Regions from separate parts of the Homo sapiens genome. Here region 1 is linked to region 2. A link is a contact called in ENCODE Hi-C or POLR2A ChIA-PET data. All regions are on one chromosome and are shown on one strand. Each heading gives the region's core, a stretch centred on a gene start or an enhancer-like site at or near the end of the contact. The rest is flanking DNA. Distances are from core to core; before and after follow the strand shown.

The links. Hi-C counts contacts between places; a loop is a spot of excess contacts on that map. ChIA-PET counts read pairs that join two places held with the same protein, here RNA polymerase II (POLR2A). Pooled maps may share reads with other maps.
Region 1: a loop to region 2 is called in a pooled map, with 2.0 times the contacts of the local background. The contact joins two enhancer-like sites. A Hi-C loop is called at or near these places in 2 of 50 pooled maps. POLR2A ChIA-PET finds 5 or more read pairs at or near these places in 3 of 52 experiments (CD4-positive, alpha-beta T cell, IMR-90 and OCI-LY7).

Annotation. Positions count from the first base shown.
Region 1 is chr5:149,562,009-149,564,708 of GRCh38, forward strand. It overlaps a transcript of ARHGEF37 not described here. Among named protein-coding and RNA genes, the nearest start is that of CSNK1A1, 12 kb to the left of the region's middle. Within about 2 kb of position 1,288, at least 11 of the 41 ENCODE cell types and tissues checked have a DNase peak (open chromatin) inside an H3K27ac peak, as active enhancers do.
Region 2 is chr5:149,298,558-149,301,257 of GRCh38, forward strand. AFAP1L1 (actin filament associated protein 1 like 1) reads left to right here. Exons shown (of 19, transcript NM_152406.4): 2 at 952-1,080; 3 at 1,714-1,797; 4 at 2,576-2,673. Among named protein-coding and RNA genes, the nearest start is that of AFAP1L1, 28 kb to the left of the region's middle. Within about 2 kb of position 1,362, at least 8 of the 41 ENCODE cell types and tissues checked have a DNase peak (open chromatin) inside an H3K27ac peak, as active enhancers do.

The DNA.
Region 1 (2,700 bases), core at 38-2,537, 260 kb after region 2:
AGATGCTTGAGTTGCCATTCCTGAGGAGAGCTGGTCCTAAGAACACATCCTGTTAACTCTTAACTCTCCATGCTGATGCCAGGAAGCACTGATACTTATCACAGAAAATGAACTAACTGCTCCATTTCAGCCTGGCTAAGCCCAACACCACTGCAAAAAGACTTTCTGCAGTGAACAGAGCCAGGGCGCTGAGTAGGGAAAAAAAGAACTTTGGGCAAAAAAAGAACTTTGGGTTTTAGGGCCCTAATCCACAAAGCATAAAAAGTCAGTTTGTATTTATATGGCACTGTATAGTTCATAGAGTATTTTGTGATTCACTGACTTGTGTTTTTCCTGGCCAGTATAAGAGCTAGGTAACTGCAGCTATTGTATCCATCGTAGGTGTGAGGAAGCCAGAGCTTACCCAAGAACACCAGCTTTTATTTTTATTATTTTTATTTATTTATTTATTTATTTTTGAGACGGAGTCTCGCTCTGTCGCCCAGGCTGGAGTGCAGTGGCGCGATCTCGGCTCACTGCAAGCTCCCGGGTTCACGCTATCCTCCTGCCTCAACCTCCCGAGTAGCTGAGACTACAGGGCCCACCCGGCTACCACACCCGGCTAACTTTTTGTATTTTTAGTAGAGACAGGGTTTCACCGTGTTAGCCAGGATGGTCTTGATCTCCTGACCTCGTGATCCGCCCGCCTCGGCCTCCCAAAGCGCTGGGATTACAGGCGTGAGCCACCGCGCCCGGCCAAGAACACCAGCTTTTTGAGAAGGATTCCTTACATTCCACACCACTGTTCTATGATGTATGTCTGTTTACTTTTACAGGGAACATGTCCTGTCCAGAGCTTTCTGCCTGTTCTAGATCTGAATGGGGAGTAAAGTAGCAGAGATTACCTAAGTAGGCTTACATTTGACTTAAATCATCCCCCTCCCCCCTTGGCTCATTTACATAGTTCATCTGCAGCTCAATAAATCTCAATTCTGCCGCTTGGTGTTCCATCAGGGTCTGACTTCCAGTTGTGCCTGAATTCCCACAGTTTTGAGAGTCAGCACCCATCTTCATCGTGTCTGAATCTCAAACCCAGCAGTTCCTGGTGTGCTGTCCAGTTCCTTGATCCAGCTGTCTGATCCCGGTTACTCACCTCTGTCTTCCTGTCCCCACCAGCCATCCTTCCTAGACAATGCTGCTTATTCCTGCTTCATCAGTGTTCATTTCTTCTGCCTCTTCCCTGTCAGATTCTAAAGCCAATTGACCTATTTAAACCTTAGCTACCCACCAGCCTTTCTACACCCTTCTTGCTTCCTGTCAGACTCCGAACCTGATCTGAGCTCCTAAATCTTGCTTCCTTGTGTGTGTTCTGTAGGCCAGGCAAATGATAGACTTAAGACTCTTTCTACTTACCTTCTAGCCCCCTCTAACCTATATGCAAGCCATGTTTTGATGATTTGTGGCTTAGGATTTCAAGTTCTGTCATTCTTCTTAGCCTGTATTTTTTTGTGTCCTACACTGTATCATTGATTGCCATAGCTTCTGCCCTAGTTGATATAGGATATGTGAGAGCACTTTGTTTAGGCCATAAACCTCTTAGAAATATACTCTGCTGCTGTTATTATTAGGCAATTCAAGCCAAAGGTGACTTTCTCTAACCTTCCTGGGGGAGGGAGACAAGCTTTCAGCTGAAATAGAAACTTTACAATTATTGTCCAAAGCCAAAAATAAGAAAGTGTAACAACTATGACACGACCACTTCTGGTATCTTCGTGTAGAAGATTCCTTTTGACAAGGTCATCACTGTAGACTTTCAGATGTGTCATAGGAAACAGATAAAAATTTCTAGATTATTCTAAAGGTTTTAGAACCTTTCTTCTAATCAACGTGAAGATATTGAGTTTGAGTTTTCATCTACACTGATTGATTTTCCCACGCATAGGTAATAATTAGTTTAAATTTTTTTTTTTTTTTTTTTTTTTTTTGAGACAGAGTCACTCTGTCGGCCAGCCTGGAGTGCAGTGGCGCGATCTTGGCTCACTGCAGCCTTCGCCTCCTGGATTCAAGCAATTCTTATGCCTCAGCCTCCTGAGTTGCTGAAATTGTAAACATGCACCAACACGCCTGGCTAATTTTTATATTTTTAGTAGAGATGGACAGGGTTTCGCTGTGTTGACCAGGCTGGTCTTGAACTCCTGTCCTCAAGCAATCCATCTGCCTCAGCCTCCCAAAGTGCTTTAATATTTATACAGTGCTTTATACAATATTAGTCTTACGTATGTTATCTTATATCATAAAAAAATTTCATTGGGAAAATAATTTCATTGTTTTAAATTTTAGATAGGGCAACTTAAGCCCAGATATCTTACTTAACTTGCCCAGGTGCACTAAATGACTCAAGGTTGCATCTTGTACTTGAACTCAAATTTTTCTTACTCCAAAGAACCTGCTTTTTCATTTCTCCCGTTTATGCATCTCAGGACTACAAAACACCCTGGGAAGGAAACTGCTCATCTCTTTCAAGATTAAGGGAAGATATAAAAACAGACATCCTCGGCCGGGCGCGGTGGCTCCCGCCTGTAATTCCAGCACTTTGGGAGGCCAAGGCAGGTGGATCACCTGAGGCCAGGAGTTCGAGGCCAGCCTGACCAACATGGAGAAACCCCGTCTCTACTAAAAATACAAAGTTAGCTGGGCGTGGTGGTGCATGCCTGTAATCCC
Region 2 (2,700 bases), core at 112-2,611:
GGCTGAATATAACTGATAATGATTGTTCAGTACAGGTTAGCTTCTGTTATCATGCCTAAATGCTTAGTGGGTTGCAAAGCAGGGCAATACTACTGTGATGAAGCTGGTCTTTGGCTCTAAGGCAAACCAAGTCCCAAGTTACTTTTCAGGACAGGGAGACATCAGTGACATCATGGTCTTGGCACACTGAAGTCCTTAAAGGACTCTGTGCTCTAGGATCTTGCAACTCAGATGGTCCAGGACCACCAGCATCAGCTGCAGCTTGGTGCGGATCAGAAATGCAGAATCTCGGATCCCACCGCACACCTCCTGAATCAGAATTTGCATTTTGACAAGATCCCCAGGTAATTCTTACACACACTCAAGTTTGAGAAGCATTGGTGTCACGTGGAAAGAAAGAATGGCACTGATAACATGGAGTGAGGAGGGTTAATGTTTAGTTTGGCTGTGGCCAAGGCACCGGAAACAGAAGGTTCCAGAGATTGAAGCACATGAACTGATGGGACAGGAAGGCTCTCTTTCCTGCCTGTGTCCTGGATGGCCAGGGGCTCCAGCCTGAGACCTGTGCTGAGCTTCGAGCTGCAGTGAGAAAGGACCCTGGTCAAGCAAAGCAGAGGGCAATCTGGGACAGAGGGAGGCCTGAGAACCTCTGCTCGGGGCTGCCTGAGCTCAGGGTTGCCAGATGAGCCCAGGGAGGTCCAGTCCTTGGGCCAAGGCCATCTGAGGTAGAGTGGGGAGACCCGGAGAAACACCACAGGACTAACTGAGCAGGACCCTCTCACGGGAGCTGCGTGGCAGGTCTGGGACAGCTGAGAGCCCCCAGGTCCGCTTGCACACCCGGACCTGCCCTCTGACCCCTTCCGCCCAACTCTAGGTGGTGGGGGGCCGAACTCCCGGGCACAGAGCTGTGACTGTGCAGCTGTGACTGTGCCCGTCTGCCTTCCTCCGCAGTGCTGGAGCAGCTGCTCCCAGAGCTCACCGGGCTGCTCAGCCTCCTGGACCACGAGTACCTCAGCGATACCACCCTGGAAAAGAAGATGGCCGTGGCCTCCATCCTGCAGAGCCTGCAGCCCCTTCCAGGTTAGCCGCCAGCAGCCTGCCTGGAGGAGCTCCACTTATGTAGGACAACAAAACCTCCCTTCACTGACTCAAGAACATGCAGGAACCCTCCGCCCCACCCCCACCCCCAGGGGCTGCCGCAGGAGGAAGGCTAAGCCCTGGACACAGCGTCCAATGCATTCCATGCGAGCTCTTGCCCAATGTCCTTGTCCACTGGGGCCCCACCTCCCCACCGACAGCCCTGGCTGTGCTCTTTGTACTCCTTCACCCCTGCCCTCCACACACACACAGAACACACACACTCACATAGAACACACACACCCACATACCCCCCACACTGACCTACAACACACACAGCCCCTCACACACCCACCACACCTGACACATGACATGCACACACCCTAGCATACGCCTGACAGCCCCAGTAATCTGTTTCCATACTGGGCTTCTGGACATCCTTTTACTTGGAGAAAGAGATCCTCAATAACAGTGTAAAAACTAAAACAAAGTTTGAAAACCAGTGAAATAATTTAGGACTTGAATGCGCTTTGCAAAGTGAGCACTGTGTCCCATGTGGGCTAGAAGTATGAGTGGGACGGGGGAGACCTGGTCCCTCCTCCTTCACAGCTGGCATGTCCCCCTTCTTCCTCACAGCAAAGGAGGTCTCCTACCTGTATGTGAACACAGCAGACCTCCACTCGGGGCCCAGCTTCGTGGAATCCCTCTTTGAAGAATTTGGTAAGTGACCCTCTCCCAACCTCAGCTACGGAGCCATCCCTCTTTCCCTGTGTATGCAGAAGGGTCCCCCGACTGGGCTGGGCTTGGCTCTAACATCGCATCATTAAGTCGCTTTGGGCCAGTCCTTGGCCCCTCTGGGTTCTGCCAGCTCTGAAAGTCTAATCAAAGTCTGCATAGGAATAGGAATTCAGCTCAGAGACTTGAGGAATGGTAGGGATGACCATGCAGTCCAAAGAAGGCATGGCACATTAGGGTGTTTCCTCACCGGCCACTCCCAGGTGATTGCCACTTGAGACACTGGGCTGAGCGATGCAGTGGCTCAGCAGAAATGATAGCTTGCATGGCTGCCACGGGCATGGGAGCAGCTGAGCTGGCTGCATGCAGAGTACCTGCCGTCCTAGCCCTATCCTGAGGGAAGACAGCTCTGTTCAACACAGAAAGAAAGCTACAGGCCTTGGTGAGAGAGTTTTGGGGACTCATAGACTTAGGGAGCACACTGTGCCTTTATAGCATAACCCTCAAAGATTTCCAAAGTACCAAAACAAGTATGATTTTATTTGATCCTCTCTACAATCCTGGAAAACAGACAAGGCAGGCATCATTGCCACCACGTACAGATGAGTTTCAGAGTCAAAAGTCATTTGTTTAGGGTTACTAACGGAGGGGTGGTGGAGCCCGACCTCACACTCAGGCCTCCTGACCCCAAATCCAGCCCTCTTCCCCTGGTCTGTGCTGCTCATCCTTGGCTTTCTTTGCCCAATGGCCTGTCCCTCTGTAGACTGTGACCTGAGTGACCTTCGGGACATGCCAGAGGATGATGGGGAGCCCAGCAAAGGAGCCAGCCCTGAGCTAGCCAAGAGCCCACGCCTGAGAAACGTGAGTCATGGCCTGGGTTCCCACACC